Linked DNA regions of Homo sapiens: region 1 is linked to region 2. Evidence: chromatin loops called from intact Hi-C (ENCODE). Cell type or tissue: K562. All regions are shown on one strand. Each heading gives the region's core, and the rest is flanking DNA. Links, peaks and the distances in the headings are about the cores only.

Region 1 (5,387 bases), core at 81-5,080, 51 kb before region 2:
AATTTTTAAAGCACTGATTGTCTACCAGGCACTATTATTCATTAAATCCCACAACAGCCCTTTGAAGTAAACATTTTTATTTTCTTTCCTAGTTAATAAATGAGAAGGTTGTCACAGGAAGGTCATAGAACTTGCTCGAGGTTTACAACCAGTCAGTCAGCTTTGGAGTTCAAGAGTGAGCTCACACAGCCTTGCGTCAGAACACATACCCTTAGCCAGTTCAGTGGACTGCATCTTCATCTTCTCTAAGAGTTCTTATGGAACCTCTTTCATAGGAAGAATACATTTAACCCTTTTCCCATTTAGAAAAAAAAGTGCAGCTCACTGCCAGCACTTCTTCAATTTTACATAAATACGCTCTTTGAGGCTGAAGCAAATCTGATTTTCATTGTGAAAAACAAATATACAAACTTCTTGGAGTTATTTCTAAACAGAACTAACATCAGAATAGTCTGAATCATCCGAATCATCAATTTCTGAAAAATTGGATTCATGGAATGAATCTTTGGCCAACAATTGTTTGAGAACGATGTTAACATCACATATAGGAATGCTACATTTTCTAGGACTTGACATTTTCAATGATCAAGAATTTCCATATTTTGTAAATGGAAATACCACTAGTAAAACCAGAATGCTATAAGTAGAATGATATCTTTTGTTTCCAAAGTCAATATACTAGAGTGATCCAAAAATAATAATAAAAACAAGATAATTCATGGCAAAGTTTTTTCAGGGTAAATGCTGCAAGCACCACTGGTGAGTATTCTCGGGGCCAATGGGAACAGGGTAAAAGTTGAGGGAAAAACTCCAATATTATGAGATCATGTGATGGAAGGTAAGTATCCACACATTGTTCCTTGTACCTACTACTGCTGGAAACTATTGGATCAGTCGGTGTTCACTCATTTATCTTCTTGCTCCAGGTAAAACTGCTTCAGTGAAAATAATGGCAGATGTTCCTGTATTTTGCTTGAATGCTTGTTATTACATGAGAGCTACAACACCGCCTAATTTATTGATAAGTTTTTAAAGGATCTTTCCTGACAATATGGTCAGTGATTTTGGCAGACTGATTTTTAGCAATAACCTCAGGTGGCAAAGTAATAGCCTGTCTGCTCTTTTTGTTCTACCTAGAGATAACATTTTCAAATACACTAACCTGCAGTTTATCAACAGGGGTAAAATGGCATTTTGAGCAAGACAACTCTTAGTCGTGGAGAACAATCCTATAACTGTATGGGATAGTTTAGCACTTCTGCCCCACCCCACCTGCCCCCACCACACATACACATAAACAAAAACACTCCCACACTTTTTCAAATGCTGAGTAGGGGGATGACACAGAACTGCCAGGCTAATGAGTAACCAGTATTGACTGGGTCATTCCCCAAAGGAGAAGCTGCTGACAGCTTACAAGCCCCTTCCATAGTTCCATACTCCGTGTGAGCCACAGCTAACACCACGCTGGGGCTGTAGCTGGTCAGGATGATATTTCTGTAGACTGCTTCCTGAAATTTTAAGGGAGAAAGAATTTCTGTTGTTGAAACTGTCACTTACCAGCTAGTTTTGGGAAACCTGCGTGTACCAGCTCTTCATACAGTTGCTTGGCCGGGTCACCCTGAGTCATCAGGGTCCCGTGTAGCCAGATAAGCAGAGCCCTGTGGCCATGTTCACGGAAGCTTTCATTTCCTGTGCCAAGCACAAGAGGTCCGAGGTAAAACACCACGAGCTGCTATCTCTTTCCATTGTGATCTCAGTTCCAACTAAACTTTCTGAATGACTGTTTGCTTGCCTGTTCCTCTTCGAAAAAAGCCCTTCCAGTTGCCCTCGCTGTGCTGCTTTATGATGACCAGCATTTGCTTTCCCTCCAGCCTGTGCTATGCACCTGCTATGCTTGGCACACACCCAAAGGAGTGTACAAGAGAGAGGACAGCTGTGGTGCCTGCCCAGGGGGAACAATTTTAATGAAATATGCAACTTCTCATAGACCAGTGCTCTTCAAACTCACAGTGCTTATTTCACCTGGGTATCTTACTAAAATGCAAGTTTGGATTCAGTAGGTCTGGGGTAAGAATCCATGCATCTAACAAACTCCCGGGTGCTGCTGCCACTGCTGCTCCATATTCCCCACTCTGAGCAGCAAGCATGCACCATTCATTCTGCCACTCCAGTCTCAAGGAAGCTACTCTGAGGGAAGTTTGCATCCCTGGGCCAGGATTATTCATTTGATAAATACTCACTGCATATCTCAGCCTAGAGAGGTGTTGGGGGAAGTACCGGGATAGGGAGCCACAAAGCCTCTGTGGTTCCCAACAGGACTTCACTACAGGCTCCTTGCTCTGAGAGAGAGTGTGCAGGAGCAGACATGCTGTGCAAGGGAAGGGCCTGAGCTCTGCAGGGGTGAGGGAGAAGTTCACTGGACAGACTGATATGGAGAAGCGGGCATTTCAGGGAGAGGGAACTGCATACTTACAGAATGTACTCCTGGACAAGTCCTCTGTTCCTTTCCTAATCTTGCTCTTGACAAACTAATTTTTCTTAAATACCATCATGAGTCTGTCACTCCTTTGATCAAAAGCCCACAAACTCCCCAGTGCCAGTAACCTTACCCTGGATCACAATATAATTGAATTGCAAGTGTCATTGTTATTGTGCCAACTAGATTATAAACTCCATCAAACATGCATGGCTTAGAGAGCTGATGTATCTATCCCTCATCCAGCAGAAATAAACACTCCAGGCCCTCCATAAAGGTTCCATCGAAACACTTTAAAATCCCCCTTATCCTGCTGGCAAGTACTCTGAAGATACACTATATTTTCAAGTCATCTCTTTAGGTCAAGTTAGAGTTCCAGGAGGCAACTCAATTTTCCTAAAGACTTCACAGAACACTATAAGCCTAATTAATGACAAAAAAGAAATCTTAACAATAAAAAAATTTTTCTAGTTAGAAACTAGTTAGTATTCAATGTTTTCAATACATTATCTTCTATTTTTCACATGAAAATGTATCCTAAGAATGTGCAATACAAAGTCTCATAATTTACTTGTATGTGGTATAAATAGTGTGTGCTCATGGACTGTGCTTCTGCCATCCCCAGTTCCCAGCAATCCCTAATACAAATAGACCCCTGAGCAAGGACACCTTCTCGTCTTAGGATGTCCATGAGAGGGCAGTGCTCTGAATAGAAAACTTTGCCAAGAAACATGTTTGCTTCATTGTTTTCAAAGCTAATTAGTTGATTAATGCCAAGTAAACTTTCTATGTTTCCTAGGTTTTCGTCTAACCACAAAAAACAAAATTAAGGAATCTAGCTGACCTGACTTCACTAATTATGACAGTTTGAGTCCAGCTGAAATGATTCCATTGCTTGGAATCATCTAGCCAAGAAAGCCCTCTGAGTCTGTATTTGCCGTGTCGCTCATGGCACAGCCAAGTCTCCCCTAAGGCAGTGTCCTACAACAACCCTTTCTCCTACACCCACCTGCTTTAAGGAATTCCTCTTTCTGGAGCGCAGACTTAAACAGCGAGCCTATTGATTACAGAATGAACCCATTCACCCCAGGACAGTCTCAAGGAACATAGAAATCAGATTGGCTTCCCACTGACACACCAACTGTTAAATCCTTGCTTGCTTCCTTAGTGACCGTCCAGTTGGGAATCTTACTGTCTCTCTAGGCTAAATGCACATGTCTGATATGGGTCAATACACATAATCATCCTTTACAAACTTCGGTTTACTGCAGACCATGAGTGTTCACTTTCTGCAAATCTTAATGCCCAAATCACTGGTGTGGACCTAAGCTAACTGCCCCTATTCCTGGGCCCCTTGAAGACTGCAGCTTATTGTGAGTGCCACACACTTCCTTGGAAGACCTCACACCAGGAGGCACTGCTGTTCCTAACAGTGAATTCCTCCTGCCCACATCATCTAGTCTGTACTCACCCGACCACTGCTCCTCAATGGCTCTAATCTGGTCATCTGTAAAGTTCCACGAACGGGCCAGCCTCTGCCACTCATTGGCCTTCAGCTGATGGTAAGCCAGGTCCCAGAGAAGCGTGCGAATGTGTCTGGTCTCCAGACTGTGATCTTGCTTGAATGTCAGAGTAAAGCCTGTTGACGGGTCCCTGATGCTCTCATGATGCTCCTAAAGTGAAAATAATTGTATCAGAAGATTTCAGACATGTTCTACTTATTACCTTATTTCAGAGTATATATGTTTTTCAAACATAACTAGTAAGGTGGTAACCGAGACTATGTTTTCAATGCCTCCTGTCACTGGATCATATATATATTTTTTTTTTTTGCCATCCAAAATGGAAATAAATGCTTGAAATTAAAAGCTTGGGTACCGTCTGTCTGACACAGGAAATGTGAGGGATTTTGCCTATTGTGTCCCATGCTGCTTAGAACAGAGAATGAGAACAGAGAGGCTGTCTTGGCAAAGGATGTGTCACAACAACAAAACCATCTTTAATGGCCTTTGTTTGAACCCATACCCCCATTTCTTCTTTTGGGTATTTGATGTTCTCATATTGAAGCTTCGGTGAGCCCAGATTGGCTGTATCCTTAATAAGACCCCACAGCTGGTCCCTCATTCATCCTGCTCTCTGGTGAGCATAAGGAGAGTAAACTAGGAGCCTAGCTCAGGCTGGGGCTTGGGGAAGAGGTGACTAAGGGAGTGGAGAGGACAGGAGTGGACATCATTTAAAGTCACTATAGCCAGGCTCAGACCAACAGCACTATGCCTAGATTGGCATCTTGTTTTCTGACTGTTGAAAGGTTCCTTTTGTCCCTTCTGCAGAATCCACCAGAGTCCTGCAGAATCAAACCACAAACACCGGAGAAAATCACTGAGTGAAAGCAGGCATCACTGCTTCCTAGAACTGCATGCTGTGCTTATGCCACTAGGCCTCCAGGTAATCCTCCTGCAGAAGTTTGCAGATCAGTTAAGGACATGCAGGACAAGTGGCCCACCAAGAAGTCTGGGACTTCCTTTCTCATGTATAGTGACTTCTATTTTTGTCTTTCACTTAAATAGAGGTGTATCTTAATGAAAATATTCTTGACAACAAGATGGGAATCCAGGCTGGGGCAGGAAATGAACCAAAACTGTCTAGGACCCTGGGTTTAAAAACTGATGAGAAGAACTTGATGGGCCCCCACCATGGATCCTTCACAGCATCAGAAACCTCCTCCAGGAAGCTCGACAAGGGAAATGCAATAAGCTCCTCCCGGGAAGCTTGGCCAAGAAGGGCAAAACCTTCCTCTAGTATCTGAACTTTGTGTACAGAAGTTGAAATAGGAATGGGAGGTGTGAATTACCCATAATTGTTTTAGAGACTGTAAAAAGCAGGGTCTTCTCCAACCCAGCCTCAGCTT
Region 2 (5,387 bases), core at 111-5,110:
TTTAGGTTTCCTGTTTCTTGAATGGCCACACTTTTCTATCAAGTGTTTCTATTTTGATTGTTTGGCTCCACTCTTTGCCTTTACCTTTGAAAGTTATGAGAATTGTGTCCAGCCGAATTCTGCCTTCATTATGAGATAACATCAGAGAATTTGGCAGTCCACTGAAGGACACGCCGCAAGATGAAATTCTTGTTTCAGCTTATATTGTACTGTATTGTAGCATTATGTTGTAGCAATATAATGGGTTTTGTTTAGAAAGTAAAAGTTGGATTCCCCCCTTATGCAATCATTAATAATGGTAAATTTTTCTGCTTAGAATATACTAATAATGCATAGCGGAAATTTTCCTAGATATTCAATCCACTCGTGTTCGTTCTTCTCTAAGTTTTTGGACTGTAAATTTTACTGAAGCAAATAAATTCCTTCTGAAAGGAAGAAGGAAGGGAGGAAGGGATAAAAGGAGTGAAGAAAGGAGGAAGGAAAGAAAGACAGAAGGCAGAGAAAGAAAGCTATGACTATCTTGCTCCAAAGGAAAGTCAACATGATGCTCCTGGGATACCCAGAGACAGTCTAATACATTTCAGATAATGGAAGTTATGCTCGGAAGTGATATGTGTCATATTCCCCATATTCTAGACACTGCTTTTGCTCCCAAATAAGATGTCTGGGCATGGCTTTACTATTCTTTGTTATACATAAATAATAAAAAAATGAGAACCATTTAAATATTTGATTTTCTTGGTAGCATCAACCTAAATAATAAGAGATACTCTCAAAAGAAAATATATTTATTTGGGAATAAAGCATTGCAACGGGAATATGCATGTCATAGTAAAACTATGTGTGTATTTAGGGAAGTAAAAGAAGACAAAGGTTTTTAAAGGAAAAAATGAGGATTATATAATTGTTTTGAAATAATTATCCTTTGCTACAAAGTTCAACAACAAGCTGACGCCAGTCTTAGGCAGTTGCTGCACAGATGTCCTTGCAGAATATTTTCTGTGTAAGGTTGTGATGGCGTTTGTGCAAGGTTGTGGGTTTTGCAGTCTTTTGTGGTAGTTTTTGTTATCAGGTATACAAGCATGAGAACCCTGTATTCATGGCCTTCCCCAGCTCTATTTGTCAAGGTTTTCTTAATATCGGTGACTCCATTTTGATTCTGAAAACTTTCACAATAGCTAAACCAGTGATAAAATAAGTTCAACAAAACATGAGTTATGGCTGGGCATGGTGGCTCATGCCTGTAGTCCCAGCACTTTGGGAGGCCAAGGCGGGTGGATCACCTGAGGTCAGGAGTTTGAGACCAGCCTGGCCAACATGGTGAAACCCTGTAACTACTAAAAATACAAAAATTAGCCGGGTGTGGTGGCGTGCGTCTGTAATCCCAGCTACTAGGGAGGCTGAGGCAGGAGAATTGCTTGAACCCAGGAGGTGGAGGTTGCAGTGAGCTGAGATTGCACCACTGCACTCCAGCCTCGGTGACAGCACAAGACTCCATCTCAAAACAAAACAAAACAAAACAAAAAAACCCATCAGTTATTATGACTTTGTCTGAAATCTGGAGCTTTGCTCTACTATGTCAAATATGGGCTTATAAGCTCCACTATTAATTTTACTTGTGAATAAGGATGTAAGCCAAAATTGCACCCAAGATAATTCAATAAAATTACTTATATTTTTAAAATCTCCATCATCACTGGTTTTAAGGAACTCTACAAGTAACCATGTCAACAATTTGCTGTAAACAGTAAACAGATGTCATTAGAAAGTATAATACAATTCATTAGGAGTTTATAATAACTTGCCACACTGCAAGTTAAAGTATATCAGATTGTAGTATCTCTCCCAAGTACTTTAATATTAAGAAAAAGTTTAAAATAACAGAAAGTTGTATATGGAAAAATGTTAAATGTTTTGAATAGTATACTAGAGAATCTATTTCCTGCTACTTGGAAAAGTGATTATTGCTTCACTTACTCCCACAGTTAACCTTCCACGGTCATAATAATCTTCAAAGATATCTATCCACAAATATTTTTGAAACTATACAAATATTCCCTTCAAAGAGACTTGCTTATTTCTTTTCTTTTTCCTCTTTTCCATCCTTTCTCCTTTCTGCCTTTCCTTCCTTTCTTGATTCCTTTCTTTTTTTTTCTTTTTGTCCCTAAAATTGTTACGCTACAAAATGTTGCTGCTTTCCTATTCTAGGATATCTATGGAACATGAGCACTATATATACACCCATAACACATCACACACACACATTATACACAGACATACCAATCCCCACACTCATCCCCACACATAAGCACAAAGCCACACCACCCCCCTACTGCCGCCACATGCACAACATTCTTCCACTGCACGTGGGACATGATTTCAGATTCTGCAGCTTCAGTTTCTAGGACCTTACTGCCTGCGACAGACACAGGTTTTGTGAAACCTGAGTTTAGACTATTTAGGGAGTCTTCCTTAAAGCCAGAGTCAGAAAGCTTAAATAATTGCAGTTAAAATGCCTTACATTTTTTCAGATTTTACAAAATCATATAGTCATAGGAACATATTACTAGAGCCCTCTCAGTGCCTTACAAGGGGCCTGTACAAGCAAGGGCCCTGAAGCTTATGCTTCGTATACCATTAAATCCACCTCTGCCACACCCACCTTGAACCACTCCACAAATTGTCCTAAGCAATTGACACAGCCTCCAACCTTCACTTTGATAAACCTGGCCTCAAAGGACTATCAGGAAATCCTCACAAAAGCAAGCAGTAAAGAATCCAAATTTATGGCAGTGGACTTTCCCTCCGCTAAAACCCGGCACTTAAAGAACAAGTAAGAGCCAGGTTTTAGATAAGGCCTCATTGCCCAAGAGGGAGACGCACTACATTTCAAAACCAGTATAATGAAAATCCACACGCCTCTTTAGATTTTTAAATTTGGAAAAACAGAACCACAAAGGACATCATTGGCAAGAAAACAACCCAGATTGTATAGCAAAAAAATGTTCTGCCTTTCCAGAATGTGTGAGGCCAAACTGATCCACAGGCGACAATCCAGGACCAAGTCCGGGCCTGCAACCCTGACAGCTGGCTTTACTGCCCACCCACAGACTTTGAACAGATAGGCATGAAGATTCTGTGCACTCCCCTTCTTGGAAGAGGAATTAAAACACCCAGAGCCTCTTCCACTGTTTGACTCCACCTTTTAGCTTAAACACCCCGGGATTACCAACAAAGCAGCTCTCCCTTATCTCAGCCAGCACCATGATTTTTATTTTTATTATTATTTCAGATGTCCTGTGTAAATCCAAGCCATTACTGGAGAAGTCACTTGTCATATTTATGACTTCTACTCACATTGTTCACAACATTAATGTTAACCTTCTTTTCAAACAGCTTCTCCATAAGATCCAAATTATTGCTTTTAGCAGCATTCTGAAAGCTTCTCTCATTTGGGAGTACTGAAAGAAAGCAAAGCAAGCATGACTGAGGGAATTTAAGGAGGCCAAAGAGAAAGCATATTTCATAGGGCAAACCTTGTAACAACAGCTTTGAGTCTTTCACATTTTGCTGTTTTATTTAAGACATGGGAACTTCGCTTCAATATCTTACAAAACTGTAGTATCAAGATTTCATTTTCTCCTCATGCTGCAAGCGCTTTCACATCCTTAAAAATGTTCCTGGCCCCAAACAAAACATTATTCATGAGGACCACCCTGAAGTCAGTAACCTGGTATCTGGCTTAGAAGGTCAGAAGGCGGCCATAGACTTCCCAGGGGGCATTGTTTGTAAAAAACCTTGTACAAGATTAGGCAGGGAGGAGTCCAAATGCTCCTACAGCTTACAGAGATAAAACTGTTGTCTTCAGAACTCTATACCGAGGCCAGGCCTGCATGAAGATTTCAAAATGCAGCCCATCATACATACAGACACAAAGTTAAAGGGGATTAAAATGTTTTATTCTCATTTATATAAAAACACATAGAAGTAGATTGACATCTACTATAAACATCACATTTCACACACATATACACATTCATATGGTAGGCTTTATTAACTATCACAGAGAAGATTCCAGGGTTTATTGAGTTTTTTGTTATGTAGGGGAGTAGAGGGCTCTCAGAGGACAGCCCAACATAAGGGGTAAGACCAGAATTGAGGTTAAGTAGGAGTCAATAACATACCATCTCCAAACAGAAAGGACCGTAAGAGAGGTTTCTGTAGATGTGTTGTGGATTAGTTTCCTAAGGGTTTCCTTGTTTTTTAAATGGTACCATCATAACATTCAATGTTCCCCAAGTTTTTGCCGAAGCAAAGACCTTTCAGGATACTGCCAAGTCCAATCAAGGACCAACCAAGGAGTATCTTCTTGGGAAATATTGTTATGGGCTGAATTGTGTCCCTCCAAAATTCCTATGTTGAAGTCCTAACCCCAAGTACCTCAGAATGTTGACTATATTTGGAGATAGGGCCTTTAAAGAGGTAATTAAGGTAAAATGAGGTCATATAAATGGGCTCCAATCTGATAATGATTGGTGTCCCTATAAGAAGAGAGATTAGGACACACACACACACACACACACACACACACACACAGGGAAGACCAGGTGAAGGCAGGGAGAAGGTGGCCATCTATAAGCCAAGGAGAGAGGCCTAAGAAGAATTGAACTTTTCCAACATCTTGATGTTGGACTTGTAGCCTCCAGAACTGTGAGAAAATAATTGTCTGTGGTTTGAGCCATCCAGTCTGCTGTACTTTGTCGTGGCAGCCTGAGTAGACTCATGCAGATTCACATGTTCATTCTTTCTATTACCTGGATCCTTCTCTTCGTTCCTACCCCTACTCTTGTCACCATTCTAGGTGACTTCAACCTCCTCACAGATGATTAATCCAACACCTTGGCCTCTTAGTTCCCTGACTCTGTCACCTCTAATAATCTTCCCCAGATCTGACCTTAGCCATCAAATTTCAGAGACACATTCCTGAACTAATCATCCCTCAAACTGCACTACCTCTGAAATCTTGACTTCCAGAATCCTATTCTTTGACCACAACTTCTCATCCATTCAGCTCAGCTGCTCTAGTTCTCCAAGTCCAGAAATTCTGCAACCTTATGAAGTCCTCCAGTCCACAGTTCTAGCCCTTTTTCATATTCTTCATCTCTATGTCCTTACTTCCCTCCTTACCATGTTTAGATTCCATGGTGCCAGTCTGTTTTTGCTGCCATAACAAAATACCTGACACTAAGTAATTTTAAAAAAACAGAAATTTATTTTGCACATTCAGACCATAGCACATGGTCCACCTATGAAATCACTTCTATGCAAACACTTACCTCCCTCACCATTCTTTTCCTCCATTAGACTAGTTGGTCAGAATCCTAATT

The links. Hi-C counts contacts between places; a loop is a spot of excess contacts. Peaks named below come from ENCODE experiments on the same cell type or tissue, not always from the same donor. Only the 100,000 strongest peaks of a DNase experiment are listed, where the experiment ranks them.
Region 1: it touches region 2 in a loop (2.2-fold over the local background); 8 of 110 quality-filtered maps call a loop at or near these places.

Annotation. Positions count from the first base shown.
Region 1 is chr5:75,665,557-75,670,943 of GRCh38, reverse strand. It overlaps ANKDD1B (ankyrin repeat and death domain containing 1B), which reads right to left. Exons shown (of 14, transcript NM_001276713.2): 12 at 3,951-4,152; 13 at 1,561-1,692. Among named protein-coding and RNA genes, the nearest start is that of POC5, 49 kb to the left of the region's middle. RefSeq lists an enhancer at 3,464-3,965. In K562, for the core only: a CTCF peak has its summit at 3,169 (motif pointing right); DNase peaks (open chromatin) are centred at 1,413 and 1,633; H3K4me3 peaks cover 411 bases.
Region 2 is chr5:75,614,878-75,620,264 of GRCh38, reverse strand. ANKDD1B (ankyrin repeat and death domain containing 1B) reads right to left here. Exons shown (of 14, transcript NM_001276713.2): 2 at 3,358-3,461. Among named protein-coding and RNA genes, the nearest start is that of ANKDD1B, 6.1 kb to the right of the region's middle. In K562, for the core only: no CTCF peak of the experiment used is centred there; DNase peaks (open chromatin) are centred at 3,174 and 3,814.